Regions from separate parts of the Homo sapiens genome. Here region 2 is linked to region 1. A link is an interaction called in ENCODE POLR2A ChIA-PET data of the cell type or tissue named here. Cell type or tissue: A673. All regions are shown on one strand. Each heading gives the region's core, and the rest is flanking DNA. Links, peaks and the distances in the headings are about the cores only. Region 1 overlaps MARCHF1 (membrane associated ring-CH-type finger 1). Region 2 overlaps MARCHF1 (membrane associated ring-CH-type finger 1).

The links. Peaks named below come from ENCODE experiments on the same cell type or tissue, not always from the same donor. Only the 100,000 strongest peaks of a DNase experiment are listed, where the experiment ranks them.
Region 2: POLR2A ChIA-PET joins it to region 1 with 13 read pairs; 3 of 35 experiments call an interaction of 5 or more read pairs at or near these places.

Annotation. Positions count from the first base shown.
Region 1 is chr4:163,704,169-163,713,012 of GRCh38, reverse strand. The region is part of intron 4 of MARCHF1 (membrane associated ring-CH-type finger 1); the gene reads left to right. Among named protein-coding and RNA genes, the nearest start is that of TMA16, 210 kb to the right of the region's middle. In A673, for the core only: a CTCF peak has its summit at 4,914; a DNase peak (open chromatin) is centred at 4,922; H3K27ac peaks cover 2,402 bases.
Region 2 is chr4:163,984,109-163,992,952 of GRCh38, reverse strand. It overlaps MARCHF1 (membrane associated ring-CH-type finger 1), which reads left to right. Exons shown (of 10, transcript NM_001394959.1): 3 at 4,244-4,452. Among named protein-coding and RNA genes, the nearest start is that of MARCHF1, 400 kb to the left of the region's middle. In A673, for the core only: no CTCF peak of the experiment used is centred there; no DNase peak of the experiment used is centred there.

The sequences.
Region 1 (8,844 bases), core at 599-8,598:
ATAGGATTCATAATATAGAAACAATTCAGCTGTGTTGATTTTTTTCATGGTGTATGAAATTTGCATTCATGAAAACTAAGGTTGCTTTTCAGGCTCTTAGAAGAGCTCTGTAAAATGTTGTCTTAAGACTTGTGACTCCAGACTTCCTGGTAGGCCAATATTATTATATAACAAGGGATTGTCAGAAATGGACCTGACCATAAGTGACACTGAGGGCAAAACCTGAAACACAGGCAGTATCAACTTTCCTGGCACTTTGTTCTGATCCGTATTTAAGTCCTTGTGTCTATTTGTTCAACCAGGAAATTCTCGTATGTATCCTCAGCTGTTTTATAGAACCAGAATGTATACATCCAAAGATTAAAATTTCATCTCATTTATTTACATATTACTGACATAAGGGAGGAATAAGAAAGAGTTGAATAATGGAGTAAGACGCAAGAAGAGAAGTCAGGCATGAGACTGGAACAAAAAGGTTTGAAGTAACGACCTCACAAATGAGTGAAGCACTTCTACATGAAGGATGGATTACCAACCTTTGCAGGAATCATACATTTTCCTCAACATTTATTTTGTTTGAATCACAAAGTATCTAGTATTTTTAAATTTTATGCCTCCAGGTAACAGATGCATTGTCTAGATTGGCACTGACACACAACTTTTTATTTTTTCATAAGAAAGCCATTGCCCATATACATACACTTGTGTGTGTGACCCATGAAGGTTTTAGAACTTTTAAATCCAATTCCAGAATTTAGTAAAAAACCTAGCTTGCAAATTCCCTGACAGTCTTAAAAAATATATGGCCATTAAAGTGCTTTTAATAGCATGCAGGATGAAAAACACTAATGAAAACATTCCACCATGCAGCAGATTTTACATGGTCGGTCTATAATGTGTGGTCTGTTTTACAAACATGTCTCCAATCTTAAACCCACAGAAGAAAACAATATAACTCTTATACAGAAAGTGGTTTGAAACCTACTTGATAGGTTTTTAAGTCACTGCAGACTCTGATAAAATATGATTATACCTCCAGAGTAACTTTCTAAGATATTAATGTGACAAAAATAGCAAAAATTAGTAATAATGATAAGACTACACAATACTAAAGATGACTTTTATCCATCGGGGTCTAGAAAGAAACAGATAGCATTTCCAAATTGGATAATTTGGGGAGAGTTAATAGTCAATTTGCAATGAGTATGAGCAGAATATATTGAAAATATAAGAGATAGTTGTATACCCCATGGGTGGAAACAGCAGTGGGTGGTTGTCACCCATAGTCTTGAAAAAGCAGGGAGAAGTAGCATTTTCCAGAACCCAGAGAAAGAGAGGCATTTTTGCAGAAAGCTACCTGACAAATACTGAGACCTCCAATTGTGGGGCAAAGTCAGTTTGTGGTGATCCTTCAAGGAAGGGATAATTACTCTAAACTCACCCTCTTCCATTCCTGTAATCTACCAGGACTCTGCATTAATTCTCATTGGTGTAATGAAACTGAAAGCCAGGAGCAAAGGAGCCTTGGTGAGATCCAACCGGGTGTGCCTCCTGGGCACAGATCAGGGTGGGGAACAGTGGGACATGGATCTACACGGACTGGTGGAAGATACACCTAGCACACCTGTGAAAATAACATTTGAAACGCAAATGAACATGATACTTTAATTATAACTGAAACTGGGATTTCCAACAGAAAAAAATAAAGATCTTAAAACTCAGTGGAATGTTAAGCACTTATAGGAAGGAACAGTCAATTAATTAATAAGCAATGGGTCTTTCCATTTTGTTTTGGAAAATTAAATTTACAGAATGAAACCACTGGCAGATTTTCCTTTGGGTGAACTTAAGTAAGAAGACTACTGTGAGAGAAGGATTTTGTAAATGACGTGTAATTTACAAAAAATTACACGTCATTTACAAAACTTCTGTTTGTCTTATTAAGAAGTTTGCCACACCTCTGGTCATCTAAGAAACAACCAGAGGTGTGGCAAGTTTTTTGTTCTCATGTGAACATAGTCATATAAAACAGAATTTCGGGAAAAAATAAACCTGCCCATATACCATCCTTTATAAAGGTTCAACAAGTGTTACACTAAAAGCTTATGCCAACCTGACTTTATATATTGCTTTAAAAAAAGTAATCACCTTTTCATACAAGCAATTGAAGTAAAATCATCACCTTCTGCATTTTAGCAATCATTGAATGCCCTTATTTTCCATCCTTTCATTACTATAAAGATGTGTGAATTCAGTCCTCAAGGCTTTTTCCATGGTGCTTTGACAATTTAGCCAATGATCATTTTACTATATTATTTTTCTTTTCACCCAAATTAGAATCCGTTTGAAACATTTTCAGTACAAGAGTGTGTAAACTTAAAAAAAAAGTCTTTGGTTCTCCTCCTAGGAATTACAATTACTAACTTGTTCAGAATGGCAACTCATTTATCAGTAGAGAGTCTTTTATAAGTGTGTAGAGCAAGGACATGCTTTTGAATAATATTTTTTAGGGAGAAAAGGGAGCTCTTCTTTAGATATTTTTGATATTATTTCCTAGCCAATACAATTGTTTGGACTGCCCAATTATAAATACAACTCATATTCATGGTCGTGATTAATAAATGTGTAAGTACATAATATATTATGTTGGTGCAAAAGTAATTGCGGTTTTGTCATTGAATGTAATGGCAAAAACAGAAATTATTTCACACCAACTTAATATCTGTACCAAAATTCAGATGGCTTGTTGTGATAGCTGTCTTCTTTTTATAGGATAGTCTTTGAATGGTCACCACTTTTCAAAGTATTGGCCTTGTACTTAGGGAAAAGTCCTAAGGGGTGTATAGAAGTACCTTTAAAATAGCCTTCTGGTCACAATTGCTAGACTTTTCATAGTGATCCTGAAGTTAGATAAAGAGATTAGCAAGTTTACCCATTAAATTTGACATTTAGGGAATGATATGTTCATTTTTAAGAAAATTTGGAGTGTTTGTAGAAAATTCTACGTAGTGCAAAATTTAATAATAAATGTGGCAACTTACAAGCAATTGTCCTTATTATCTTTCTAGCACATCTAAATTTAATAATCCTAGTTTATATTTATACAGTGCTTTACAATTTGAAATATACTTGTCCAAAGTTTGCCATGTTTGCTTCAACAGAAATTCTATGAGGTAAACATGCAAGGGTCTTTATACGCATTTTGCAAGTTCAGCAATTTAGAGGTAGAGAAGGCCTGTGATTTTCTTACCATCACATGGTTAGTTATGAAGCTGCAATTCTAATGCAAGTGTTGTAACTACAAATCTTGTGATTTTTCCACCAATCCCACTTGACTGAATAAATAATTTAGTGCCTGTATATTCCAGGTCCTGTATCATCTTGGAGAATATGAACATTAACTGTTTCTTGCAGCTCTTTTTGATTACATACACATACATACAACACACATAGATATACCTTTATGATATACACTCTGTTGAGTAAGGCCAATTTTGCCATTTTTGTTTTTCAGAGTTTCTTAATTAGATGTTCTATTGTTTAAAAGATTATAAAAAACAAGTAAACTTTTAAAATTTAATTTCTTTTTATTTTTTAAAATTAGAGATGAGGTCTCACTGTGTTGCCCAGGCTGGTCTTGAACTCCTGGGCTCAAGCTATCTTCCCATCTTGGCCTCCCAAAGTGCTGGGATTACAGGTATGAGCCTGCTTGCCTGGCCTAAAACAACTGAAACTTTATACACAAAGTTGTTTAAAGAAAAAGCTAGACTACTCCCATGGGCCTGCCTGCTTCCCTCAATCCCGCCATGCTAAGGACTAAAGGTAACCATTGTGCATAGATTGCAGTGTTAATAGCCAAGATTGGATTAACATATTTCTGCTCAGTCAAACATACATCTGTAAATATGTAGACATATATAGGAGTTCTGTTTGTTTTTAAAGAAATGGAATTACTCTCTATACATAATCTATTTCATTATTTTTAAAGAAATGGAATTGTCCTCTACACATTTTTCTATAACTTTATTACCTTAACAATATATCATGAACATTACCATTTACCAGTAGAGAAAGATATAACCTCATATTTGCATTATAATTTCTGTATGCACATCATACCCATATATAATTTTACAAAAACAGAGCTCTAACATTCTCTTTTGCTTTTTAAGATTCCTTGCCCTCCATCTCCTCTCTTTTCTTCATTCCCCTCCTGCTGGCCTCTCTTCCTTCCTCCCACTGCTCTACCCAATAATTCATGTTAATATAGTTTTTGCATAACTTTCCATGACTTTTTCCATGCTCATATAGTCATAGACTACTGCATGTCTATACACAAACATGTGCATGCATATATACTTACAGAGGTTCTAACCTGGTATGTTTTTAAAAGAATCATATTTTATCACTTCTTATTTTACTTTTCACTCTCGAAGTTACCTTATGGAAATCTCTCAAATGCCAGAGATCCAATTCATTTTTTATGACTGCATGATATTTTCAAGGTTTGGCTCTACTATAAATTACTTAACAATTCTTTATTGATGAACATTGTTTATTCTGTTAGTCAAGAGGGAGAAATGATGCCTTTTGTTTTAACACAGATAATTTAGTATAAAGATATATTCCCTGGCTGTAAAAGATCATTAACTAGGTAACTGAAAGGAAAAAAATAAGGACACAAAGATGTTACAAAGGCAGGAATTGTAGGAAGCAGCCATCCTCCCGAGGTCTGAGTGAACAGGGGAAGGAAATTAAAATTATTAAAAGCTTGGAGGAGGGCCCCATAGAACTGGAACTCAAACTTCTTAGAATTCTAAGAATCCACCAGCTGGTCTTCAAAAGAGTACAATGAGCCTGTTTCTGAGGGTGTTAGAAACCTTGTATCTAGATGCCAGCTGCTGCTACAGGGGGGGATTGCAACTAACTCCCAGGGTGAAGAAGCATTTCTAGGATGATGCAAACACAAGAAGCCTATAGAAATCAAATAGATGGAGCAAATCCTGTTTTCCTTTTCTAGCCTTCTAGTTTCCCTGTGGCCCCCCTCTGTGCCCACTCCCCAGTAAGCAGAGCTTAGTAGGGAGTCAGATGGCACAACAGAAAAGTAGTTTGTAGAGTTCCAGCCCAGAACAGAAGCTAGAAGAGTGGGTTTAAAGCTTTGAGACATTAACTTAACAACTGTCCCATCTTTATTGCTGGGATTCTTTTTTTTTTTTTTTTTTTTTTAGTTCAAAACAGAGTTGTATATTAAGTGTCCTCATTCACATATTTTTATATACTAGTGCTTGTATTTCTCTGGGAGAGATTCCCAAGGGTGAAATTACTGCATGAAGTGATATTTTTAATTTCAATATATGTTGCCAGATGTTTTTTCAATGATATTGCAGAAGAAAATCACATTTCTACTAGCATTTTTGAGAGTATTCATTCTTCCTATTGCCATCAGCAACAGAAGCTATCACTCTTAAATTTTTTCAGCATGATGAGTAAAAAGTGATGTCTTGTTGCTACTTTAATTTACATTTTTCTGACTGCTCGTGATTTTGAGCATCTTGCCATATATTTATTGACAATATGTAATTCCTTTTTTTGTGAATTTCTGTTTCTATCTCTTGCTCATTTGTTTTCTATTTGATTCCTTACTGTTGCCTCTCTTGTGAATAGACAAAAGCAGTTTGCATATTCTAGAAATTAAACTTTATCAGTCTTTTGTGTTTCATTGTTTACTAACACAATTGTTTACTCACTTTAACTTTTTGTATTTTTCTAGACAGAGGATAATCAAATATACCAATGACATATAGTTTCTGGTTCGTGTCTTAGCTATGTAAATCTTTCCCACCCCAAGACTGAATTCATAATTTAGACTTATTTCAAAGATTTTTTAATCTTTAACATTTAAGACATTGTTCCATCAGGACTCCATGATTATATATGCTAAGTGATAGAAGTCTGGCTTTTTCTTCCACAGAGGTAGCCAGTTGTCCAGCAACATTTATTGTATCAACTATCCTCAATACTGACTGGAAATAATTTTTATATGTGAGATTCTTACATCTATTTCTGGATTTTCTATTCTTGATTACACTGATCTTTCAGTTAATTTCTATGCCAATACCATATTGACTTAATGATAGTGAGTTTTAATATGTACAATGCCTAGCATAAAAAGCTCTCCTTTTTTTCATTATTTTCTTGGTTATTCTCAGGTATTTGTTTTTATTTATAAGTTCTTTAAGAACATTGTTTTTTAAGATCATTTTATCTACCTCCTTTCTTCTCCAGAAAACAAGAAATAAATTCTATTGAAGATTTAATTGGAACTGCATTCTACTCATATGTCAATTTGTAGAGGGTTTATATATTAGAAAATTATCTTCCCATCAAAGTATGGTACTTTATTTGTTCAGATCACAATTTATACTCCTCAGTAATATTTTATAGAATATATTTTCAAATAAAATTTCATGTCCTTGTTAAGTTTATTCCTAAGTATTTTATGGTTTTTGTTTCTGTTATTGCATTTCTGGATATTTATTGCTAAAAGAAAGCTATTGATTTTATAGTGTTTCCATTAGGATAGACACAATATTAAATAAATCAAAAATGTAATGGCTCACAAGAAATACACTTTTTTTCTCTCTGATGAGAGTTTAGAGTATGTACTCCAAGTTGGCAGAAGGCTTTTCATTATGTGGTCACTCAAAGACCCACAAGAATTCAGCTCTACCATCTTTGATTTGTGGCCTTCTGTCTTGCCCTGATAGTTTCCATCCCAGCATAGAGCAGTAGGAAAAAAGCATGTAAGAAATTATATGGGAGATTCATGTGACAGTCAGGAAACTGACAATTGTTAGTTCTGGTCACATCTCACTGGAGGAAATTTGACCTTAGGCAACCTATAACCAAAGGAAGGCTGGGAGATATAATGCCACTGTGAAGGTGTATATTCAGTTATTATTCCCTTAATGCACAAGCAAGAGATAATGGATTTTAGGAAACCTAGTAGACTCTGCCATTATCTAATTGTCATGTATCTAAGTACTGTAATAAAGTCTAATTAGCTGCAGTGGTTTTGTTTCTTAACCAGAGACACTTGGGATTTCTAAGATGTTATGTCATTAATAAGAAAGGAGTGTTGTATTGCTTCTTTTTCAACACCTTTTCTACCAAATACTCCATTTCCTTGTTATATTTGCTAAAAACTCTAAAACAAGTTGAATAATTATAGCAAGCACCCCTAATAGAGGTTCTATAATTTTTGTAGTTTCTGTATTTTAACAATTAGCATTATATTTTGTAGTGTTTTTTAGAATATTGTCTTTATTACTATAAGGGGTTTCCTTCAATTCTTGTTTTACTTAGAGCTTATGTTAGAATAAGACTGCCAAAGTTTGTCAAATATCTTTCCAGAATTTAGTTATAAAATCATAATGTTTGTCTCTTTCAATGTATTAATCTAACGGATTATGTTGACAGGTGTCCTGAGTTTTTAAAACCTGAAATAAGTAAATTCTATTTATTCTATTCTTTGGGAATTTTAGTGATACACTGCTCATGTATCAAAGACATATGCTATTATCAAAATATACACTAATTTTTAACATTTTCTGCATCTGTAGTTCCAAATGAGAGCAAGGCACAATTTTCTTTTTTCCTTTTTTTTTCCTACTGGTTTTTTTTGGTGGGGTAGGGAGTACTATCTTAACACATCTGAAGTTTCATTTACGCCATGTTAATAATATGGATTAGGGATATTTATGTTTCTATGACAATAATAGTATACGTAATATTGGAATTATGTGTTCTTTAAAGTAAAATACAGCTCGGTTGTAAAATCAGCATGCCCTTATCCATTTTAGGAGCATATAGACTTTTATTTACTTTTTGAATATTTCCTTGATTAACTATCTTATGTTTTTCTCTTTTTCTTGAACAAATTCTGGGAATTTTTGCTTTACTTAAATATAATGTGTTTCCTCTAGGTTTTCATATTTGTTGCAATAATGTTACATGTAGCATTCTTTTTATATAGTTTTTTGTGTCTATGATTATGTATCATTTCTGATATCATTTTTTTTGTTCTCTCTTTCCCTTAATAAGTCTTATGGGAAGTTCATCTATTTTGCAATTATTTCAAAGACTTCCTTTAAGAAAATCTTTTTATCCTTTCTCTAACTTAAATCAATTTAATTAGTTTTAGCTTTTATGTTTCTTTTATTACGTTCTTGTGTTCTTTAATAATGAAAACATTTACAGTTATAAACTGTTATCTGGATACAGCTTTTGCTATATGCTATAGGTTTTAATATTATATATTCTATAGCTTCTGGCTCTATTTCAGAGTTTTCATTCCTTTGGACCAAGTATTATATAAAAGTATCTTAGTTAATTGTCAGGCGATTAAGACTTACGAGTCACTTTTCAAAATTGGATTTCTAATTGTATTGGCTCAATATTGAAAAAAAAAGACCCTGTAAAGTCTCTACTTGGACATATTTGTTAAGCTATTATTTAAGGTCAAATAATTTTTAAATGTTTCATAGACATTAAATGTTTATAACTTAATAGGTATGAGATTTTTTATATATCTTTTAATCAAATTTTATTGCAGTATTCAATTTCCCTATGTCCTTGCTTATTTTTTATTTACAAACCACATTGTTTAAGACTTTTCTTCTATTCCAAGTTATAATTACCCTAGCAAAAACTGCTCTATTGTCTACTTAAAATTTTTCAGATGACCCTCCAAATTACCTTAGTTTCTCCTTTCAAATACTTGGGATTTTTAACCTGAAAAAAGGGGGGAAATAAAATTGCAGAATATCAGATTAGTGGTCTCTG
Region 2 (8,844 bases), core at 601-8,600, 280 kb before region 1:
ATTCAATCCAGGTTTCCTCCCTTTCACCAGGGATTTGTAGTGAAATATTCTTTTTCCAACTCAGTGTACCTTGTTTCTATTTTCAGAAATAACTTAAGGTTCTTATCTTTATTACTTCTCTGTCTTGTATCAATGCATTTATAATTTTATAAATATAAATATAAAATATAATTTTATATTTTATAAGTAATGTAATTTTATATTTTATAATTAATAAAATTTTATATTGCTCATAGGATTTTTCTTTCTGCCAGGTCTGGGGTCTGGTTTCCTTCCTCTCTCCTTTCAAGTGGTGATCCTAATAACTATATATGGCCTAAACCAATTAATAATCTTAAACAAATTTTCTATGTTATTTAAAATAGCATCCTGAACTCTCATATGCCAATCTCACACCATCTCTACGCCTTGAAATGATTTAATCACCTTATGTCTACCAAGCACAATAGAGGCCTCAATTCGTCCTTAAGACTTTCTTTATGTATTTAGATCTAATATTATTTATTGTTGCTCAAAGCTTCTTTGATATTTACTTTCATTATTCTATATTGTCTTTCAGATATTAATTGCCATATGCCACATATTTTTTCAATTGACTTACCTCCTTAAATCTTATTTCCCTAATGATACAACGAACTCTTTGATTACAGATATTATGCCACATAATTTTATACATTACCTGCTGCCCATTAATTCCTAGCATGGTTCAGAAAACACAGAAGATGCTTAACAAATGTTTATCGAATTGAATTTTCAGTCTATCCATTTAATGTGTTAGCAGATGTTTACTTGGTTCCTTGTCTTGGCCCAACACTGGGTTTCCTTTCTTGATTAATTGCGATCAAAATAAATGCTTTGGAGGCCTTTTTTTTTTTTTTTTTTTTTTTTTTTGCAGCTGACAAAGATCAAGCTGGTCTTATGCTACCAGAGATGCATATTTTTCTTTGTTTACCTTTTAAACTAGAGACAACCTAGGCCACTGAGAATAAGGAACAGCACCAAATCAGAATCTCTTGGGGGAAAACTGAGGTCTGAGTATTAGAGTTAATATGTAAAAATGCCAAATTTTGGAGCCAGAGGTGGGAATGAGGAACCTGTCCCCAGAGCCGAGGGCTGGAAGCCAGAATGTAGAAGCAAAACAAATACAATTTAGACATGTATATGGAAAAAGTAGTCAGTGAAGAGTGAATGTTCCAGGATGATTTCAACAGTAATTATAGTCCATAGTTTCCACAAAAATCAAGTTTAAAAATCTGGATCACATAATGTGATCACATATGTAGATGCAGCTGAGCTGAATGATTCCTGTATCCACGATTATTCTGGCCAGTGTCTGTCAGTGCTCAGTTGCTGGGTCCATTGCTCCTTGTGACTCCACAGGGTTTAATTACTATACAAGATGAACTATGCTCCCATAGGAGAAATGCATTCCACAACAATTTTCTTAGTTTGAGTTTGTTACATAATGAGTCACCCCAGAGACTTCTGATTGTTTCTAGTTGGCAGAGCACTATGGAAGCTGCTTGAGGAAAGGTATTAGGTAAGTGCAAGACATTGATATTAGCTGATGTGTATTCAGTGTTCCAAGGCAGCGAAGTATTAGAATGTACAAAGTATTAAAAGCATGTTTTTCCCCTGATACAGTTGGAAAATTTTAAAAGTTCAATTTGTGGCAATACCTAATACAATGTTAGATAAATATTTATTAAACAGACTGATTATTAATTTTTCTTAAGTTATTGCTAAAACATTTGCTTAAAAAGATATAACAAACCTCTTCTTGTTTACCATGTAAAATACTCTAAGAAATAAATTCACTTTTCCAGAAATTCAATTTATATTTTAAATGTTAGGATAAAAGAAAGCTAATTGAAATAACTCAACCACATAAATCAAATTAACTCAAAATTAAAATCTGATTTCTGAAAAATCTCATAGCAAACAAAGGATAACCTCATATGCATAATGAGGTAAAGGATTAAGACAGCCATTTAGTTAATTCAAGCTAAAAATCTTCTTTCCTATAACTTTAATGAATATTTTAAGCAAAACTACTGAAGTCTGAATTTATCTGGAAAGCTGCCTTGGCTTTTCAGAGGACATTTCATGGACCTAAACACTGACAATATTACTTTTCTAAAGAGTTTCATAATTTACATTTTAGTATTTGTCACACACTGTTAGATTTACAGACTTCTATTTCCAGCATTCTCTTAATTAAGACAGTCCTTCTAGATAGAGGGATTAAAAATTATTAAATTAAGGAACTTCTCACACAGGCCACAGATGTGAACATTAAGCTACAGAAAATTTAAGAATTATTAGTTTTAACTGTAGACATGGCATTTTTGGCAAAGGCTGGCTTTTTAGTCCTTTCATTAAAGCTCCTGTATGTCACAAATACATTCTGTAAGCTTAAGTATGATGATGAATAAATGCCAGGTTTGAGGCACCTATTTTTTAAAACTATTTTAAGCAAGAGATTTGTCTCTATATGAACTTTAATGAGCTTATTGTGCTGAGGTTATTTTCGTGATGCACTGGAATGGTTCTCAAAATTGGTTTGTATCAGAAACATCTGTAATTTTTTTTTTTAACTGTCCAGTTCAGAACTGTACCCTTCTTGTCTCCACTGCAGCCCTCCTGAAAATGTGTCTGTTAGGGATCTATGCATTATAAAATCTCCCTAGCTGATCTTGATGGATGGTAGGGGTTAGAACCATGGGCAGGTGGCTAATTTAGGTTGAAATGAAAACATATTTGGACCAAAGTTGTAAATACATTGAAATGTTTATTTCAGTGTGAATATTTAAATTGAAGATGTTAATTCAGTCTTTACATATATTGTTTTTGGCTTTATTGCCAACAGCAGTACAGATCTTTTTTCACATTTTATCTCTATCCTGAGTTTAAACAAATTGTAATGTCATAATGGAAATGATATTATTGCTGTATAATACAAAGACAGGTAGAGATGAATTGCAACTAGAAATCACTTTGAAGATCTCTGTGATTAGGGAAAAATTCTAACTTATAAGCAGTACTTGAGTATATAAAAACGAGGAACTTTCTGAATTATGCTTCATTTGGGGTGAACAAACACAAAAAACAGTGGGAGATCTGATCTATTCACAATATGCAGAAAATATACAATGTACATCTCAAAATGAGAAAAGAAAATTCTGTCCTTTTAAAGACAGAGTGCCAAACACCCTGAAAAAGAGGGAATAATCATGCGGGAAAGTTATTTTTACAAAGTTAATGTAATTTAAGAATTTACTTCACTGAGAGAGTAGGATGTTTTAAAAGGAATTTTTTTTAAATTTAAAAAGCAGAAGTTCTGATTAACCATTTACTTCTTCCAAATTGTATAACTTTTGAGAGGACAGTAATAGTAAAGTCTGTTTCCTTTATGGAAAAGCAAGGAGAAGCTGCTAGTAATTCAAACATATATTTCGGGGAGCACAGAAGTTGCAATAAAGCTGAAATGAGTAGTATAGAGCTCTATGCTTCAGACTAACTGATGCCTTCTGACTCCTGTTGCTGATGTTTTAGTAAGAAAGGTGCACTGAATGGTTAACTCTCTTTACAACCATCCAGAAAAAGACATCTGCAATTGCTCCAGGTCTCTCTTCTTTTCTCTCTCTCTCTCTCTCTCTCTCTCTCAACACCTCATTCGATCTCATGCGATGCTCTTCACTTCAGGGCAGATCCTTTGACCTAAGCAGATTATTGTAGATGCATGAAGGACACAGCCAGCTAGCCGCGCTTCTCAAGGAAGAGATTTGGCTCCAAATAGGACACTAAGCTTTTCAGCCGTCTGCTTATTTACGTAGTCAGCAAGATGCAGTGTCTCTGGGTGCTTAGTGGACTCCTGGGGAATCAGGATAAACAAAAACAAAGCGGCAGCCGCTGCAAATGTGGGAGTCTGTGCCATTAAAGGAAGCAGTTGCTAATAAGGGCCTGTGAGACCTAGGTTTCCTTGGTTTCCATGACAGTTATTAGGTACCATAGAAATTGAATTGTCTCCCACAATGCTCTTAGGGGAGAGGGGGTGCTCCAGTGACAAAGCAGTTCAATTATGACTTGCAGTAAATCATCCTTTGGAGAATGCAGTACTCCCTGGATTATTTGTTCTTGCATTTCTTTTAACTCCCCTTTCAATGTGTTTAACATTTTGACCAGAAGACTCTGGCCTCTGCTGCACAGTGTCTCAAACACTATTTTTCCCCTCTTTGTTTAGACCTGAGCTTGGCAAAGCAAGGATATGAACAATTGTGCAGGTGGGCTACTCAGGGCGAGTGAAGAGATAAGGCATCCAATCAGGGATTGGCCACCTGCAGCCCTGCCAATATGCCCCTCCACCAGATTTCCGTAATCCCAGCACGGGAGACTGCCAGCAATGGGAGAAATTCAATGGGCAGAAACAAAGAGAAGAACAAGGAAGTCGAGGTAAGAGGAGGTTTAATTTAATAAAATCAGAGAGCCAAGCCACTGTTGCCAACACTGCTCTCTGCACCGTGGGACATGGCAAGGGCTTCAGAGCAGCTGGATCCCAGCTGTCAGTGTGTAACAGTAGATTGGAAGAGAATTACTTATAACTGGCAGGGACATATTAAACTTCACCTCTATTTTGTGAATGAAGAGAGGAGCCAGATCCATAGGGACACTTCCTACTTGACAGATGGAAACTTTTGCCTCTTTTTCTAAACAATCTATGGAGTCACTTTTGACTTTTATGGCTTGTGGGTTACAACCGGCTGTTTTGGGTTGGCTCTGGACATTGCTGTGGTACATTTTCACATAGTGGAACTGGTGATGCTGGCTGGTTTTCCTCACTGCCCATTAAACTAGGATATTTGAATATAACTGTCTTAACAAAGGGACAGAGAAGCCAGTTATGACACTGAATACATAACATGAGTTAGAGCCTCATAAGATCTATTTGCACTTCATTCGTTGGCAGTGCATGGTTGTGTATGACTGTTGTTTGATATCTGTACATTTATATTTTGTTCCTCATGACAAAAAGCTTTCTTTGAAACTTCACACAGGTTATAATTTTCAACTTCTTACGGTGAGCCTTTATTTTGCAGGGAAATTTAGTGGCAGTTGTTCTAAGTTAAACTGCTTGAAAGATCATATGCTGGAAACTTATTTCAAAGGTTTTTAAGAAAGGGATTGAACTCAACACAGTCAAGGATATTGAGTGGAAATATCATAAATGTTGTCGTGTTCCCCTAAAAGGGAGCTTGAGATAGAATGCCGGAAACTGTAATCTTCTTGTCTCTTTAACATAACTATTTTCTAGTCCTCAGGTGTCCTTAGCTTTGTAGGAGATGGGCTTTGTCTACCTCCAGTTCTACATGTTAACCTTTTTTTTCCCTCAAGAATAGCTGCTGGAGACAGAGGGAGCAGCAGACAAAAAATAAAGCAAATAAAATAAAGGAAATGGGAGTGTAGTGTCAAGGAGTGTTTGAAAGGAAAAGACTAATAAATTTGAGTACATCTTCAAATGAGAAAATATATTTGCAGCCTCTTTCTACTTTATTTGAACTGATTTTGAAAATGTCATTGAATGGCAATGAGTTCTTGATGTGGCTAGAATTTGTAGATAACTTTGGGAGATTTCTCTAAGTTAGTGCAAGAGATACTTTTACATTAGTAATTGCCTCATCATAAACACATCAAATATTTCTGGAATTTCTGAGAATTAAAAATCTTTGTAAAGAAACTTCAGCAGCCCAGAATGCTCAGGCACATTCTCTAGAGTGTCTGTTTCCTTTGACTTGGAAATGCGATTATTAGAATATGAAACAGGTTTCTCTTAAGTTTGTTGGTGTTAGGTGGGGAAGGTGGGGTACACTGATCAATTCTGCAAATAGGTATAGAAATGCCAAAAGCAAGATTCATAAAAGTTATACATTGCTTACTCACAGTATAAATTTCTGGATAAATTTAAGATAATGTTGAAGAAAACTTTATGTGAACATATTGGGTGGCAAATTTGTTTGGTATCTGGAATGATCAGCATCTGAGTAATATTTGGAAAAGAAAACAACATTGTGTCAATTCCAGGTCTTCGCCAGAAATCTCTTTCTGTAGATGTCTACTTGGCCTGAATTAGATAAATTGAGATGGCTTATATAATTTTTAAGAGCAAACAAATGTTTTTTATTCATGTTAGAAATAATAATGAAATTATTCTTTGTTAAGTAAAATTAGCCACAATTGTTATCAAGATATGGGTATTAATCCACATCTTTAAACATCTTCACAAATATCTTGAATTATTAAAACATGTATAGCTTTGTTTCTTTCAGGGTCAAAAAACACTCTAATGTGTCACAATGGGAGTTAGTGGGCACTCTTAAAGAAAGAAGAAGTTGGCCGGGTGCCGTGGCTCACGCCTGTAATCCCAGCACTTTGGGAGGCCGAGGCGGGCGGATCACAAGGTCAGGAGATCGAGACCATCCTGGTCTAACTCGGTGAAACCCTGTCTCTACTAAAAATACAGAAAATTAGCCGGGTGTGGTGGTGGGCACCTGTGGTCCCAGCTACTCAGGAGGCTGAGGCAGGAGAATGGCGTGAACCCGGGAGGCGGAGCTTGCAGTGAGCCGAGATCGCGCCACTGCACTCCAGCCTGGGCGACAGAGCGAGACACTCCATCTCAAAAAAAAAAAAAAAAAAAAAAAAAAAAAAAGAAGAGGTTAATTAGGAGAAAAGGAAAGGAAACTCTGAGCCTTCGTATAATTTCTAAAAAGAGATACAGTTCTGAATATCAGAAAGGGAAGCACTTATAATGTTTCAAATGCTTCTTGGTTTTCTATAGGATGTAGTTAAAAGTTTTATTTTAAAAGTATGTTTAAAACATATTAGTCAATCTTGTAGGCCGCCGAATAACTTGTTTTGATAAGCTAACTAAATAGTCTAAAAGAATTGTAAATGCCTTTAAAGTGGATAAATTAAACAGCATACATCTGTGTTTTGGACAGCAAGAAGAATCAATGATTTCTGTAATTTCAAGTGGCGATGCTTTCTAAAGAAAAGTAAAACATCTTGTACATATATGGACATTTCCTGATGAGCAAATGAGAAACATCCTTTCTTGAAGTTTCCTTAATGTTCTTGCTTGTCCTAAAGTTATCCAAAGCATGCCTATGTGCATTAGGAAAATGATCTAATTTCAGAATTAAGAATTTAGTTGTAATTAATTTAAATTAGTAAATTAAAAACTCATTTGAATTTAATGTAATTTAACTTCATTCAAAATTTAGTGACTCTTAACTAATGTATTAACTTGATATCAGATTTCTTAAGCCATATGAAGAAAAGAATTAGAAAACTGTCAATCATAGTTAAAATACAGAAGATCCATCCTGTTAAGGATATCAAGAAAATATTTCTAAAAATTCTTTTGTTGATTTTTTAACAGCATAGATCTTTTATATTTTAAGATTTTAAAAAGTAACTCCTATCTCTAGCTTTATAATGAAAATATATTTTGACATATTTTGTATGCCATAATATTATAATCATCTCTGTTTGGTTAATAACCCTGGAAGTACAAAACACAAAATAATATATTATGTCCAGTTTGAATACAGTTGATATTAAGGGTTAGAGAAGGGATGTAGGTTTATCTTTCAGAGGCACCAACTCTGGAGATTGATTAGGCAATTAAAATGAAGTGCCTTAGACTTGCAGTCCTGGCAGAAGATGTTGTTAGCAAAACCAGTGGTTACTACAAACCACTTCACTTCTTATGAAGTGAGTAGATATTGGTCCATTATGAAGCTACAGAAAATTTAACATAATACAGTAGTCAAAATAATTAATTTACACTTGGAGACTGTATATATGTGATGGAATGTTTGAGTTTTAGCTCCAGGAGGGTTCTGGAAGGAAATTAGTAATCAGATTTTCCTTGGTAAATGGAATTGATAAAGGAAATAAAATGGTTTAGGTTCACCTACACCTTGGGAAAACCACATTCTCGGGAAAGCTTTGGGAGAAGATACCTCTTCAAAATGGTTCATAGTTCCAGATTTCTTTTTCTTTTCTGGTTGAATGTCAGAATCTGACAGTTTACCCTCTTTATATCTTATTTGCCTACTTTTCTAAATAGACCATTTGCTTCTATTAATTCATTCTTCTTTTTTAGATATGTGAACACCACTTACTATGCTGTAATTAATTCACATTCGAGATTTGGGTCTAAAAGACATCTGTCTCTTACAAGGGCAGTGAATTTTATTAATCACATTCTTAGCCCTGTAGCTGTAGCTTGAATTCCTACTCTAGATCTGGAAATTCTAATAATTGTATAAATTCCAGTATTTAGTCGACCTCTAGCACATATTCCTTATACTTCCCTGGGATTTGCAAGCAAATGTGTCTATGAGTGGTAAGTGTAGAGATACAGCATGGATGGGGCCAAGGCTGTTTCTGGCACCTGCGCTGCATGCTGCTATATTCTTTCACAACACACTGAGTCTATACCTTAGATGATGGGAGGGACTTAAGAGGGAAAAACAAAACATGAGTTATTTGCTTCTGATCCTTCTCACTCTCAAGCTGACCACACATGGCTATCATGCTTTAGAAAGATTTAGGAGGAAAACAAAAACCAAACCCCTTTGTTTATATGTACATTTTCTTTACTGCTGCCATTATTTTGTAATATTTCTCTACCTCAGTTTTTACATTTTTTTCCAAAAAGAATATTTAGTTTTTCTTCCTGAGATATCCCTTTTAAGATCTTCTACTTGCCTTTCCAATGATAGCTCATGGGCCATCTCTTGTTTTTCAAAGTAGCTGGAGATCTGTTACTGGGGAATCTCT